2 separate regions of the Homo sapiens genome follow, and region 2 is linked to region 1. The links are chromatin contacts, found by Hi-C or POLR2A ChIA-PET in ENCODE. All regions are on one chromosome and are shown on one strand. The core of a region is the stretch at or near the end of the contact, and the rest is flanking DNA. Distances in the headings are between cores, read along the strand shown. Region 1 has its middle 27 kb from the start of LINC01525. Region 2 holds the start of TRIM45 (tripartite motif containing 45).

The links. Hi-C counts contacts between places; a loop is a spot of excess contacts on that map. ChIA-PET counts read pairs that join two places held with the same protein, here RNA polymerase II (POLR2A). Pooled maps may share reads with other maps.
Region 2: a loop to region 1 is called in a map of ectodermal cell, with 2.5 times the contacts of the local background. The contact joins the promoter of TRIM45 here to the enhancer-like site in region 1. A Hi-C loop is called at or near these places in 3 of 168 maps with a recorded cell type or tissue (PC-9, breast epithelium and ectodermal cell) and 2 of 50 pooled maps. POLR2A ChIA-PET finds 5 or more read pairs at or near these places in 6 of 52 experiments (Caco-2, H1, OCI-LY7 and 3 more).

The regions. Positions count from the first base shown.
Region 1 is chr1:117,265,318-117,271,894 of GRCh38, reverse strand. No RefSeq gene overlaps it. Among named protein-coding and RNA genes, the nearest start is that of LINC01525, 27 kb to the left of the region's middle. RefSeq lists an enhancer at 2,474-2,992 and a silencer at 2,954-3,248. Within about 2 kb of position 2,759, at least 3 of the 41 ENCODE cell types and tissues checked have a DNase peak (open chromatin) inside an H3K27ac peak, as active enhancers do; they include PC-9 and breast epithelium, where a contact is called at or near this core.
Region 2 is chr1:117,117,065-117,123,084 of GRCh38, reverse strand. TRIM45 (tripartite motif containing 45) reads left to right here and starts at 1,336. Exons shown (of 6, transcript NM_025188.4): 1 at 1,336-2,371; 2 at 4,318-5,051. The coding sequence starts at 1,884. RefSeq lists an enhancer at 902-1,071 and a silencer at 1,382-1,571.

The DNA of each region.
Region 1 (6,577 bases), core at 1,510-4,009:
AAGTATGGCTTTCCCCCCAGACCTGCTAAATATGTATGACTATTATGTAATACAGATCCTGTGAGGCATAAAACCCAACCTGCCCTTTCCCTTTTCAAAGAGAGGATACCGTTGGTACACACTGAAGACTGACTCTTCCCGTTTTGCAAACTGATGTTGCCAGTAAACTTGCCTTTCTACTATTTAGCCATCCTTGTGGTCTTTTGAGTGGCATAGGAAATTGTTTATTTCTTTCAACATTCCTTCACCAGAATTTAAGCACATCTTGAGTACAGGTATACCTCACCTTAAGAAAACACTGGTTATGTGAGTTTTATTGAAAGAGTTAAATTGGAGGGAAATTTTAATAATAGTGTGAAAGGAAAATATCTTGGGCCCCTTCAAGCTGGGAACTGCTCAGGGCAAATCTGCCTCCCAGTCTATTCAAAGTCATCCCTCTGCTCACAGAGATAGGTGTATATTCTGATTGCCTCTTTCGGAAAGACTTACCAGAAACTCAAAAGAATGCAACCATCTGTCTCTCACCTACCTGTGATCTGGAAGCCCCCAGTGGGGGGGCCTTGCTTTGAGTTGTCCCTACCTTTCTGGATGGAACGAACGTACTTCTTACATATATTGACTGATACCTCATGTCTCCCTAAAATGTATAAAACCAAGCTGTGCCCCGGTCACCTTGGGCACATATCATCAGGACTTCCTGAGGCTGTGTCCCAGTGCATCCTCAACCTTGGCAAAATAAACTTTCTAAATTAACCGAGATCTGTCTCAGATTTTCTGGTTTCACAATAGTTACCATTGATTTAGCACTATTATGTGCCAAATCCTGCTAAATGCTATATAACTATTAGCTCATTTAATTTTCATAACAATCTTTGCAGAGATCCTGTTATTAGCTTCATTTTATAGCTATGAGAAACTAAGATTAGAAAGGCTAAATAATTTGCCCAAGTTCAAATCTAGGAAGTGGTGGAGTGAGATTTGAAACTCAATTCTGTCTGACACCAAAAACTTGGCTAATTAACAACTAGACAAAATGCCCCTTGCAACTATATTACAGCATGCTTTCCTTGCTGTGAATAATTAGTTCTTTTGTAGCACTGAGAAGAGAATTGTATAATGCCAAAAAAAAGAAAAGAGTGTGTGTGTTATGTAGTATATTTTCTGGGGGAAAAATGGACACTTGTAGCTGCATAAATATTAAACCCTTCCTCTTAGTCTATTTTCTTCAACATCCATGAAAATAACTGGACATAGACTAAAAAGCATTTCTCAATATTCAATACATCAGGAATCTACAAATTATTCAGGACAGTAGGATCTACGGAAAGATATATCTTGAAAATAGGCCTTATCTGTTGCCCAAGAGATACAGGGCCATTGGTAATTTCAATGCCCTCTTTGGTTTATATGGACAGTGTTAAGCAAAATAACTTTTAGTGTATCTTTTTTAAACCTCTTTCAAAGAGAGATACTCTATCAAGGCCGTTTTCAATGTTTCAGTACCTCTTGCCAGAGCCCTGCACATGTTCCTGCATCCTAACATGCTCACTGTGGGTTATGTCCTGAGAAGACCTGCTTGGTTTAGCAGCTGTGGTACCCATGAAAGAAATACATCTCTGATCCTGTGGTAAGTGAAATCAAATTTCCCTGCATTTCCGTAAGACCCCCTATACCAAAACATTGTTGGGGCTCACAAACTGATACCTCAAAATATGCTCATTGACATACTTAACTGAAGAAGCCTCAAGGTCTCTCTGATCTTCCCCATCTGGCCCCCCCAGTCTGTCCCAAAGACAGGATGATGTTGAAGTTCATTTATCTGGCCAGACATGGTCTCTCACGCCTGTAATTCCAGCAGTTTGGGAGGTCGAGGTGGGCGGATCACTTGAGGCCAGGAGCTCAGGACCAGCCTGGCCAACATGGTGAAACCCCATCTCTACTAAAAAGAAAAAAAAAGAAGTTTCTTCATCTGTCTGAGATCCTGAACAGATCCTTTCACAAGATAACATACAAGTTCATCTCTGTTCCTTGAACCGTTCATTCTCTCCAGCAATTCCCATAACAGAATTTCTCTTCTCCATCACCCCATAACCTATTTTGCCAGGATGGTACATAAGTTTCTGAATCCCGTTGGGGTGGGGTAATCACTCTGCAATTCATTCTGTGTGCATGTTAATAAATTTGTATGCCTTTTCTTCAATCAATCTGCCTTTTGTGAGTTGATTTTTCAATGAAATTTTTTTTTTTTTTTTTTTTTGAGGCAGAGTCTCTGTCACCCAGGCTGGAGTGTAGTGGCATAATCTCGGCTCACTGCAACTTCTGCCTCCCGGGTTCAAGAGATTCTCCTGCCTCAGCCTCAAGAGTAGCTGGACTACAGGTGCCTGCCACCATGCCCGGCTAATTTTTGTATTTTTAGAAGAGATAGGGTTTCACTATGTTGGCCAGGCTGGTCTCAAACTCCTCACATGAATATTCACACTGAATATTCATGGTGATCTGCCCTCCTCAGCCTCCTACAGTGCTGGGATTACAGGGGTGAGCCACCGCCCCCGGCCCTCAGTGAAATTTTAGAGTGGGGAGGGGAAGCTTTCCTTAGGCCCCTATAGCACAATGGTCAGTTTAGTATACCTTGTTTTCGATTCCTTTTGTCTTTGCTAAGAATTTAAGTAACACCTGAAGCACCAGTCAGGCAGCATTCCAAAGAAGGTTCAGCCGCATTTAAACCGTCGTGTCCCCCTGTGAGGCACTCCAGGCCAGATCCCAATCTCAGCCACATTCTTCACTTACACTTGACTGGCTGAGAAAGAACAGAACAAAACTGCCTTGGGTCAGAGGCCACTTTTTTATATCAGATGATCTAAACTGTTCCTGGAAGGATGTTTATCTGCTGGAACAAACACCCTGGGGCCTCCTGGCTGAAGCTGGGCTTTCCTCTGTCCATGCATCCTCCAAGGCTATCCAGAGTGCTTTGAGCAGCCCGCCTTGTCCATTCTTTCCATTTGTCTCTGTCTCCCCAGAGAGAAACGCCACAGGGAAGTACATGACAAGCTGCTATGTTACCTTAACATTGAATTCCCAGCAGGGATCACAAAGCCATGGAAGATACTGGTTCAGAAATTAGCTGAGAGGGACAGAGGGCTTTTAGCAGACGAGTGCTGGCTTTGCCTTAGAGAGCTTTCTGGGTGGTGCTCTGACTAAGGGCATTCAGGTCTTTATGATTCAGGGTTATTATAATGGCGGTGCTAACTTTTCTTGCGTACTGATGTAACTGGCAGCACATTAAGTGCTTCACCTATATTACTGCAGTCTTCCCAAGAATGCTATGAGATTGGACCATTAGTGCTAGGAGGTAGAAGGGCTGGGAGGTTCCCTTACCCATGGCCATACCAAGGGTCTGAGCCAGGATTCACACTGGTCTGCCTGGCTTTAGCATTCATCCCTCACTGTTACTATGCTGCAGAGGATGAATTGGCAGCCCATGGGCTGGATTTTGTTTAGCCTGCCAGTGTTTTAAAAGACATTTAAAAATCTGAGCCAATATTTAAAATGCAAGTGATTTCACATATAAACAAACAAAATTCTAACATCTCTTAAAAATAGCTATGACTGGCAACACTGGGTCCTCAATCCCAAAGGCTCCTGGCTATTGGAGGTAAGTATTGGCTTCCCTGCTACATGGGGCATGTGCTCCCAGTTTCCCATAGAACCTAGTATGGCAGGCTGGCTCCATTCATGTACCTGCTCCAGAAGAGCCAGACTTGCATTATAGCCTTCTATAGCATGATTTTTGGGTGCTGTGTGTACCCCTGACCTGGCATAGCCCTAGAAACAGAATTCTGTGCCAATACCATAGCTTGGGTTGGTTAGGAACAGAGAACTCAAGTGTAAGCTGCTGAGGGTTTGTGGCAGGTAATTTATGGTTAATTCCAAAGTCAGTTCATCTCCAAGGGAGAGGGCAGGATAAAGAGGTGGCATGGGAAGTGCTGGAAGTGACCATAGACCTGGGATTGACTCCAGGTTCTGCCACAGGCTGGTTACATGAGCCACATTGAGTCACTTTCTTTCCCTGTACCTATAAGAAGGAGAGATTGGAGTTGATGTTGTCAGGTGGGTGTCAGCTCTGAAATTCTAATATGCCACTGCTTGTTAGTCAAATTTTCACAAGAGAAACTGACTTTGGAGGTGTATCTTCTGGCAGTGGACAATGGGTGCAAACGAATAGGTAATTAGCAAACAACTCCGGCTCAGGTTCAGAGCAGCTGGAAGGTTATGGACCCGGCCCAGTGAAGAGAGGTGTGGCCCAAAGCACTGCAGCCATTTTGAATGCCAGAGCTTTCTGTCACATTAGTTCAGGGGTCAGTTCAGGGCTTGGCTCTTTATTTAGAAACCATAATAGGAACTACTTAAACCATTCTTTTCCAGAGCAAATGCCTCACCCCAAAAAATATCACTGGGAACTATATTAGAGAGAATTGCACAATCTTTCAGTGCATTCAGAGGAACTCACAGGAACTGTATTGTTTTCTACTTTCTTCCTTGCTTTTGAAACACAAACCTTATCACAACAAAGTGAACCTGTTTCTCCAATTAAAGCAGTCATGAAAATAAATAGTTATCCACAAAACTGCACTGTAAGAAATAAAAATAAGTCAGTAGATCAGGCAAAGTGCCAAGAAAACTCCTTCGTAATACATTTTACTTATCTCCTCTTTTGTGCCTCTGCAGGTCTCTTAATTCCCTCTGGCCTGTCACCATCTCTGAGTGTATGTTTCATTGGCTTCTTTGAATAAGCCTTATTGTCTCTTTAGCAAAGGTGGTGTGTGCAACCTTATGTTCTGTTGCTTGTCTGAAAATGAGACCTCAGGCATGACTTCCTGGTATCTCCCAGGAATGAGCAGGTTTTAGGATGTGGACCCAATAGAAACTCTTCTGAGAGCCAGATACCAATTGAGGTTCTTAGAGACCTCTATGAGAAGGCCAACTTGACTGAACTGAGCCTACTGGCTTGACTTTGTAGAAACTTCCTTCTATAGCGGAGGCTAGCTGACTTTCCAGCTTGTTCTGGGGCAGTGCCTCCTAGATCAAGGCTTCTCCAACTTTAATGTTAGAATGTAGATTCTCATTCAGAAAGCCTGGGGCATGGTCCAGGAGAGGGTCTGCATTTCTCCCAGGGCCCCTGGTGATGCTGATGCTCCTAGTCCAAGGACTGCATTTTGAGTTGCAAGGTCCTACACTAGTAATTCTCAAGTGTCTGCTACCAGGACCAACAGCAACAGCATCAACTGGTAACTTGTTAGAAATGGAAATTCTTAGGCTCCACCCCAGATCTCCTGAATCAGAACCCCTGGATGTGATCCAGTAATCTCTATTTTTTTTTTTTTTTTTTGAGACAGACCCTCACTCTTGTCCCCCAGGCTGGAGTGCAGTAGTGTGATCTGGGCTCACTGCAACCTCTGTCTCCCGGGTTCAAGCAATTCTCCTGCCTCAGCCTCCTGAGTAGCTGGGCTTACAGGCACCTGCCACAATGCCTGGCTAATTTTTGTAGTTTTGGTAGAGATGGGGTTTCACCATGTTGGCCAGGCTGGTCTTGAACTCCTGACCTCAAGTGATCTGCCCGCCTTGGCCTCCCAAAGTGCTGGGATTACAGGCGTGAGCCACTGTGCCTGGCTGTAATCCGTGTTTTAACAAACCTTCCAGGTGAGCCTGATACATGTGAGAGTTTGAGAACCACTGTCTGTGTCATTGTTATGGGTTGAATTGTGTCCCTCCTCTAAAGGATATATAGAGAACTCAATATATGAAATCCTAACCTCTAGTACTTATGAATGTAACTTTATTTGGATATAGGGTCTTTGCAGATTTAATCAAATTAAGATGAAATCATTAGGATGTACCTAGCCTAATATGATCAGCGTCCTTTAAGATGATCATGTGACATCACAGAGACACAGAGGGCAAAGATGATCTGATGACAACAGAGGCAGAGGTTTGAAGTGATGCATCTACAAGCTAAGGAATGCCAAAGATGACCAGAAAAAAAAAAAAAGAAGCTAGAAGAGGCAAAAAAAAGAATGTTTTTTTCTCCGTGTTTCCGAGGCAACATGGCCCTGCCAACATCTTAATTTTGAAAGTTTAGCCTCCAGAAGTGTGAGACAATAAGTCGCTGTCATTTTAAACAACATCATTTGTGGTACTTCGTTACAGCAGCCTTAGGAAACTAATACAATCGTGAAAGGCTTTCCCTGCTCAGTGATAGAACAGCAGGTACTTATAGGGCTCAGGTGCGGCTATTGACTGATGGGTAGCAGAAGATAGGGAAAGAAATGGAAGAAGGCAAAATAGAAAGCAAGAAGCAGTGATGATTTTTGTTCTGAGGTATTTGTGGGCTTAATAATTTTTAAAACATTATTTGTAAGTTAATTATCAAACATTTATTGAATGCTTACTACATGCCAAGATCCGTTTTAGATTCTGGGGATATAACAATGATCAAGTCCAGTTTCTTTTCCTCAAGAAACTTGCAGTCAGTACAGGAAAGAGTTGAGTAAACACGCCCTCACTATGCAAGGGCAGATGG
Region 2 (6,020 bases), core at 87-2,586, 150 kb after region 1:
ACATTTCATTTTTATATTTTATAATGGTTTTTTTTTTTTTTTTCATATTTTGGGGTTAACTTTTTTTCAGATTCCATACTTTTAAAAGCTTAGGCTCCAGACACTATGCCTATAGCATGAAACAGATAATGAAGGAATCAAGTGAAACAGTCGCCCACTGGGTACAAATTAAGTAGGGAAGGTCATGAACAAAGAAAGCAGTGAGGGCCCAGTAGACAAGCTGACGCAACTGGAGATAACAACAGGTGGAGGGGAAAGGAGCAGCTGTTTCCATTTTTGGAATTTTGGAGAATCAGGAGACGCCTGGTAAGGCCAGAGAAGGTGGCCGTGTAATTATAAAGTTAAAGGGGTCGGACGTGTTCATCTTCCCAATTAGTTTTAAGCCCACAAAGGGCTTGTCCCTCATTGCCACCGTCCATTGTCTCACTGTGACCAGGCAGGAGCCCTCCGTGATTGACTGATAAAAACAGCGGGTCCAACTCGCTCAGCTCGTTTCTGTTACACAGGACTGTGGAATCCCGGGTGACATTCAACTCCTTAGGTCATCTGCACTCCCCCCGGACCGGAAAACAAAGCCTTCCCGAGCCCGACAAGGAGGGTGGCGCTCCCTGGCCCGGCCGAAGTAAGCCCTCCATTCGACACCTCGGCTCCACGGTCTCCCGAACCGGTCCCCGTAACGCGAGCCTGAGATGCCCTCACCCCCGAAAAATACCCAAAGTCGGGGAGCCGCGGGAGTGCTTGTACCCAGCACGCTAGGCCTGAGGGACCTGTGAGCTACAGTAAGCGCCTGAGGACAGAGGGGAGCCTCGCAGCCTCAAACCCGCGTGGAGGAGAAACGTCTGGCGCCCCCGAGCGGCCGAGACCTCGGGAGCCCGAAAAACGTCTCCCACTCCCAGCGCAGAGCCAACTGACAGTGCCATCCACCAATGGGAGAACCCAGTCTGCGTTCGTGGGACGAGTCCGAGGGCAGAAAGAAGGCCGTCCCGGCGCCAAATCAGCGTGGCTTTTTAAGAGGTCCTGAGGCCTCTCTGGTCACCACAGAGAGAGGGACAGTCCCTGTGAAACGGTGACGCTGACTACACTATGCCGCTCGCTCCGAGCCTTGGCCTTTTCCTCCCGCCGCACTCTAAGCCCTTCGGCCGCCCCGCCCACGGCCTTGTCAGGTCCCGCCCCCCGCGTGAGTGGACTGGCGAAGATGTGGAATTTCCAAAACTTATTGGATGCTTAGTGGCGTCACTCTGGAGGGCGGCGGGGCCCGGAGCGGCGAGGGCCGCCGCTCTCGGACGGTGATTGGACTCGCCGGAGTAGACCGGGCTGGGATTGGTGTGAGGAGGGGCCAGAGCCCGCGGGCGTCCCGGGCCGAGGCGCGGGAGAGGCGGTGGACACCGAGAAGCCCGCCGGCGGCTTGCAATTCCCTCACCCGGCGCGCGCCTTTCGCAGAGGGAAGGAGCAAGAGGGCCCCTACCTCATCGTGCGCGGGTGGGGTCGGCGCTTGTCGCGTGTGGCGCGCAGTGGGGCGGGCGGCGGGAGGGGGGTGGCAGTGGAGGGAGCGAGAGGTGCAGGGGTGACTTTGTTGGCAGCAGGACTAGCTGGAGAGCTAGACCTGGAAGCGCATCCGGGGAGGACTTGCGGGGCAGAGGAGGGCGTGGGCGTGTCTGGTGTGGGATGCAGTGGAAAGGAGGGGGCCCTCCTGAGTAGATCTGTGGGTGATTCCTTCGAGGACGCCTCGTCTTCCCGTCTGCCCTTTTATTTGTCAGCGAGGGAGTCCCCATGGTCTCTGTTCAAGTTCTGGAGACTTTCTCTTTGGGTGGGCTTAATCACCTGCTACTAAATCGTAGAACTGCCCAGGGCCCTTTCTAATATTGGTCACAAACGTGAGGAGTATGTCAGAAAACAGAAAACCGCTGCTGGGCTTTGTAAGCAAACTCACTAGTGGGACTGCACTTGGGAACTCAGGCAAGACTCACTGCCCCCTGTGCTTGGGGCTTTTCAAAGCCCCCAGGCTCTTGCCTTGTTTGCATACAGTTTGCACCACGTGTCTGGAGCAGCTGGAGCCCTTCTCAGTAGTGGACATCCGAGGGGGAGACTCTGACACAAGCTCTGAGGGGTCAATATTCCAGGAACTCAAGCCACGAAGTCTGCAGTCGCAGATCGGCATCCTTTGTCCTGTATGTGATGCTCAGGTGGACCTGCCCATGGGTGGAGTGAAGGCTTTAACCATAGACCACCTGGCCGTGAATGATGTGATGCTGGAGAGCCTACGTGGGGAAGGCCAGGGCCTGGTGTGTGACCTGTGCAACGACAGGGAAGTAGAGAAGAGGTGTCAGACCTGCAAAGCCAACCTCTGCCACTTCTGCTGCCAGGCTCATAGGTAAAGATGGGACACTCCATCAGGTGTAGCTTAAGAGCAGATTACAAAGAGGTGTCAAGACAAATCCCTCGGTGAGCAGATGAAAAGGAAAGCCTTCTCAAATACCGTGGAAGGTCAAAGAGCAATATAACAATGCAATAGCAAATACTCCAGTACAACAGTTAACCCGGTTAGCCTAATATAGTACCTAATATATAGCCTAATATAGCAATAGCAATAAACCCTTTCAATTTACAAAGTGCAGCTACAGTTTCCTTCAGTCATTCGTGTAGTGAATAATTGTACTGGGTGCTGGAGAAACAGGAGAATGAATATAACAGCATAGATCCTGTTCTTGATCTCCTTCGATCTTGCAACTCTTACAGAAAAGCAGGCCCTGTTTTCGCCCCCATTTATTAATTGGGGAAACAAGCTCAGCAATATTATGTGATTTGCCAAGGTCCTACAGTTGGTAAGTGTGTAACAGAACTGAGTATTAAATCCAGATCATTTTGACTACATTCCAGTAACCCATGCTGTGCTCCTAGAATAGGTGATGATGATTGGCCGGACCTCAGCTTTTGCTTTGTGTACCTTAGAGTTACTCTGGAGCTTGGTGAGGTGGGCTGGTAGGTGTTAATTGGGGTGCAGACTATGTGTTTTATGGCATTTGGTGAATAGTTTGTCAGATGGATCACTTTTGTCCCTTCGTACTCTTACCTTACCCCATCCTAGGACACCAGAATATAAAATGACCACAGTTTTAGGATTAGCCTAAAATAGGTTTCGGGTTCTACTTCCATTTGTTTTCTGGCTACACTAACAGAACAAGTTTGTAGACTTCACTCTATTTTTAACTTGTAATTATGTGATAGTCCCTGCGACTGTCTTGCTGCCAGCCAAACCAGCTAACCCTATTTTCTCTGCAGCCACTCTTCTGGTGCCAGAATAGGCATATAAGCTTCAAATTGATACAATGCTAATGGAGGAACTCTGAACAGTCACCATGTTTTCCTAAGGATTTCCCTACATCTCTAGAGGGCTACTATAGGAAAGGAATTAGAAAGAGAGCTTTGATTCTACTAACCATTGGTTTCACACTTTCTTTTCTCTTTTTTTTTTTTTCTGAGATGGAGTCTGGCTCTAGTCGCCCAGGCTGGAGTGCAATAACACAATCTCCACTCACTGCAACCTCCACCTCCTAGGTTCAAGCGATTCTCCTGCCTCAGCCTCCCCAGTAGCTGGGATTACAGGCACATGCCACCACGCCTGGCTAATTTTTTGTATTTTTAGTAGAGACAGGGTTTCACCATGTTGGCCAGGCTGGTCTCAAACTCCTGACCTCAGTTGATCCGCCCACCTCAGCCTCCCAAAATGCTGGGGTTACAGGCGTGAGCCACCGCGCCCGGCCGGTTTCACGCTTTCTAATGATGTTGACGATGTCTCTTGAAAAAAATTCTAGCCTGCTGATTTGGGTGATACAGGTCAACAGAAATGCTTCACCAAAATCTTAGATGCAAGCTAGATGAGACTTGGTGTCTGCTTTTTAATTGCTTGGACTTTATTGCTGTGTTATCTGGCATGGTTTCTGTTTCTTGATGCTGGTTTTCTGCCATGCCCTCACTGCTAGCTTACCTTAGGAAGCCGACTGTGACTCTTGTCTAAACTCTTTGGGAAAGTTCTAGCATGCAGTCATAGTCTTGCAACCTTCTGCATAGGCATGTAGCCAGCCAGAGCCCTAGTCTGTTCACACGTTATTCTATACAACAGCTCTTTCAGGTAGGTATTGTCCCCACTGTACAGATGAGAAACTGGAATCAGAGAGGTTCATGCAATTAGAGATTAGAGCAAGGAATTGAAATCAGGTTTGTTTAACTTCAGATCCTGTGCTCCTAAAATCTCTCTGCCCAACTATTCCCAACAGAATTATCCCCTTATTTCCTGTTACTGATTCTGTTTGCCCCTAGGCGGCAGAAGAAAACGACTTACCACACCATGGTGGACCTAAAAGACTTGAAAGGCTACAGCCGGATTGGGAAGCCCATCCTGTGTCCTGTTCACCCTGCAGAGGAACTGAGGCTGTTCTGTGAGTTCTGTGACCGGCCCGTGTGCCAGGATTGTGTGGTGGGGGAGCATCGGGAACACCCCTGTGACTTCACCAGCAATGTCATCCACAAGCATGGGGACTCTGTGTGGGAGCTCCTCAAAGGTACTCAGCCCCACGTGGAGGCCCTGGAGGAAGCCCTGGCTCAGATCCACATAATAAACAGTGCCCTCCAGAAGCGAGTGGAGGCAGTGGCAGCTGATGTCCGGACATTCTCGGAGGGCTACATTAAGGCCATTGAGGAGCATCGGGACAAGCTGCTGAAGCAGCTGGAAGACATACGGGCCCAGAAGGAAAATTCCCTGCAGCTGCAGAAGGCCCAGCTGGAACAGTTACTGGCAGACATGCGGACTGGAGTGGAGTTCACCGAGCACTTGCTGACCAGCGGCTCAGACTTGGAGATCCTCATCACCAAGAGGGTGGTGGTAGAACGGCTCAGGAAGCTGAACAAAGTTCAATATAGCACCCGTCCTGGAGTAAATGATAAGATACGCTTCTGTCCTCAGGAGAAAGCAGGCCAGTGCCGTGGCTATGAAATTTATGGTACGATTAATACCAAAGAGGTTGATCCAGCCAAATGTGTCCTACAAGGAGAAGGTAGGAAGGCATTTCCCATTGACATTGAGAGGGCAGTGGACAGGGAGGTGGTGTGTGAAGATTGGTGGCTTGTTCTGCTAGGAAGCATGCCCTACTGACCAGGTTACCAAAGGTGGGGAGATAAACTGATCTGAAAGACAGTGACCCCCACCTTTGCCCTTTCTGGTTTGTTCTGGCTAGGGTACAGTTAATACAGGAGTGAGGCTTGACCCTTTTCCAGTTCAGAGAAGTAATAATGGCTGAGAAACACACAGATCATGTTTTGTTTCTATCAGATGGCAGAACAGAGACAGTGCCCGTTGGAGGTAACAGCAGTGACTAGGGCCAGGTGAAATTCTGCCTGCTCAGAGAGGAGCATGGCAGGCCCTGGATTCCTAGATCAAGTTCTGAAGGGAGTTTCAGAGGAATGAGGAAGATGAGATTACGGTTTCCTTTCCTTTAGGCCCTTTTTGGTTCACATCAACTTTACTGGCATTTAAAAGGATATGGTAGGTGTTTCATTTAATTGGGGGAAAAAATGGTTTTTTTTAACGAGTGTTCCCTTTCTAATGGAAGCATATTATTAAAACATATGTTTCACAGGTCAGTAGGTCAGTCCTGATAGGAAGATTGCATCTTAATGACACAGGCATTCTTAACTGTTTGGAAGCCATAGATCTCTTTGAGAATGTTCTCTCCTACAGAAACACCCAGTAACTTGTGCATACAATTCCAGATTTTTAGACTCTTCATAAGCCTTTCCATAGACCTCATAGTAGTTCATGAACCTCAGGTTAAGAAACCCTGTTTCATCTGAATGCTGGAGTAGGGGCTGTAGCTACTGGATATCCCCCCAGTACCTTGGCATGAGCTACCAAGTTGCAGAGGATCTCAAAACATGGAGGGTCGTGAGGCTGGTCAGCTGTACTCCCTGCCTAGCCCAGCAGGATCTGGAGCTTAGGGAGGGTGGTTTTGGGGTTACTATCCTCT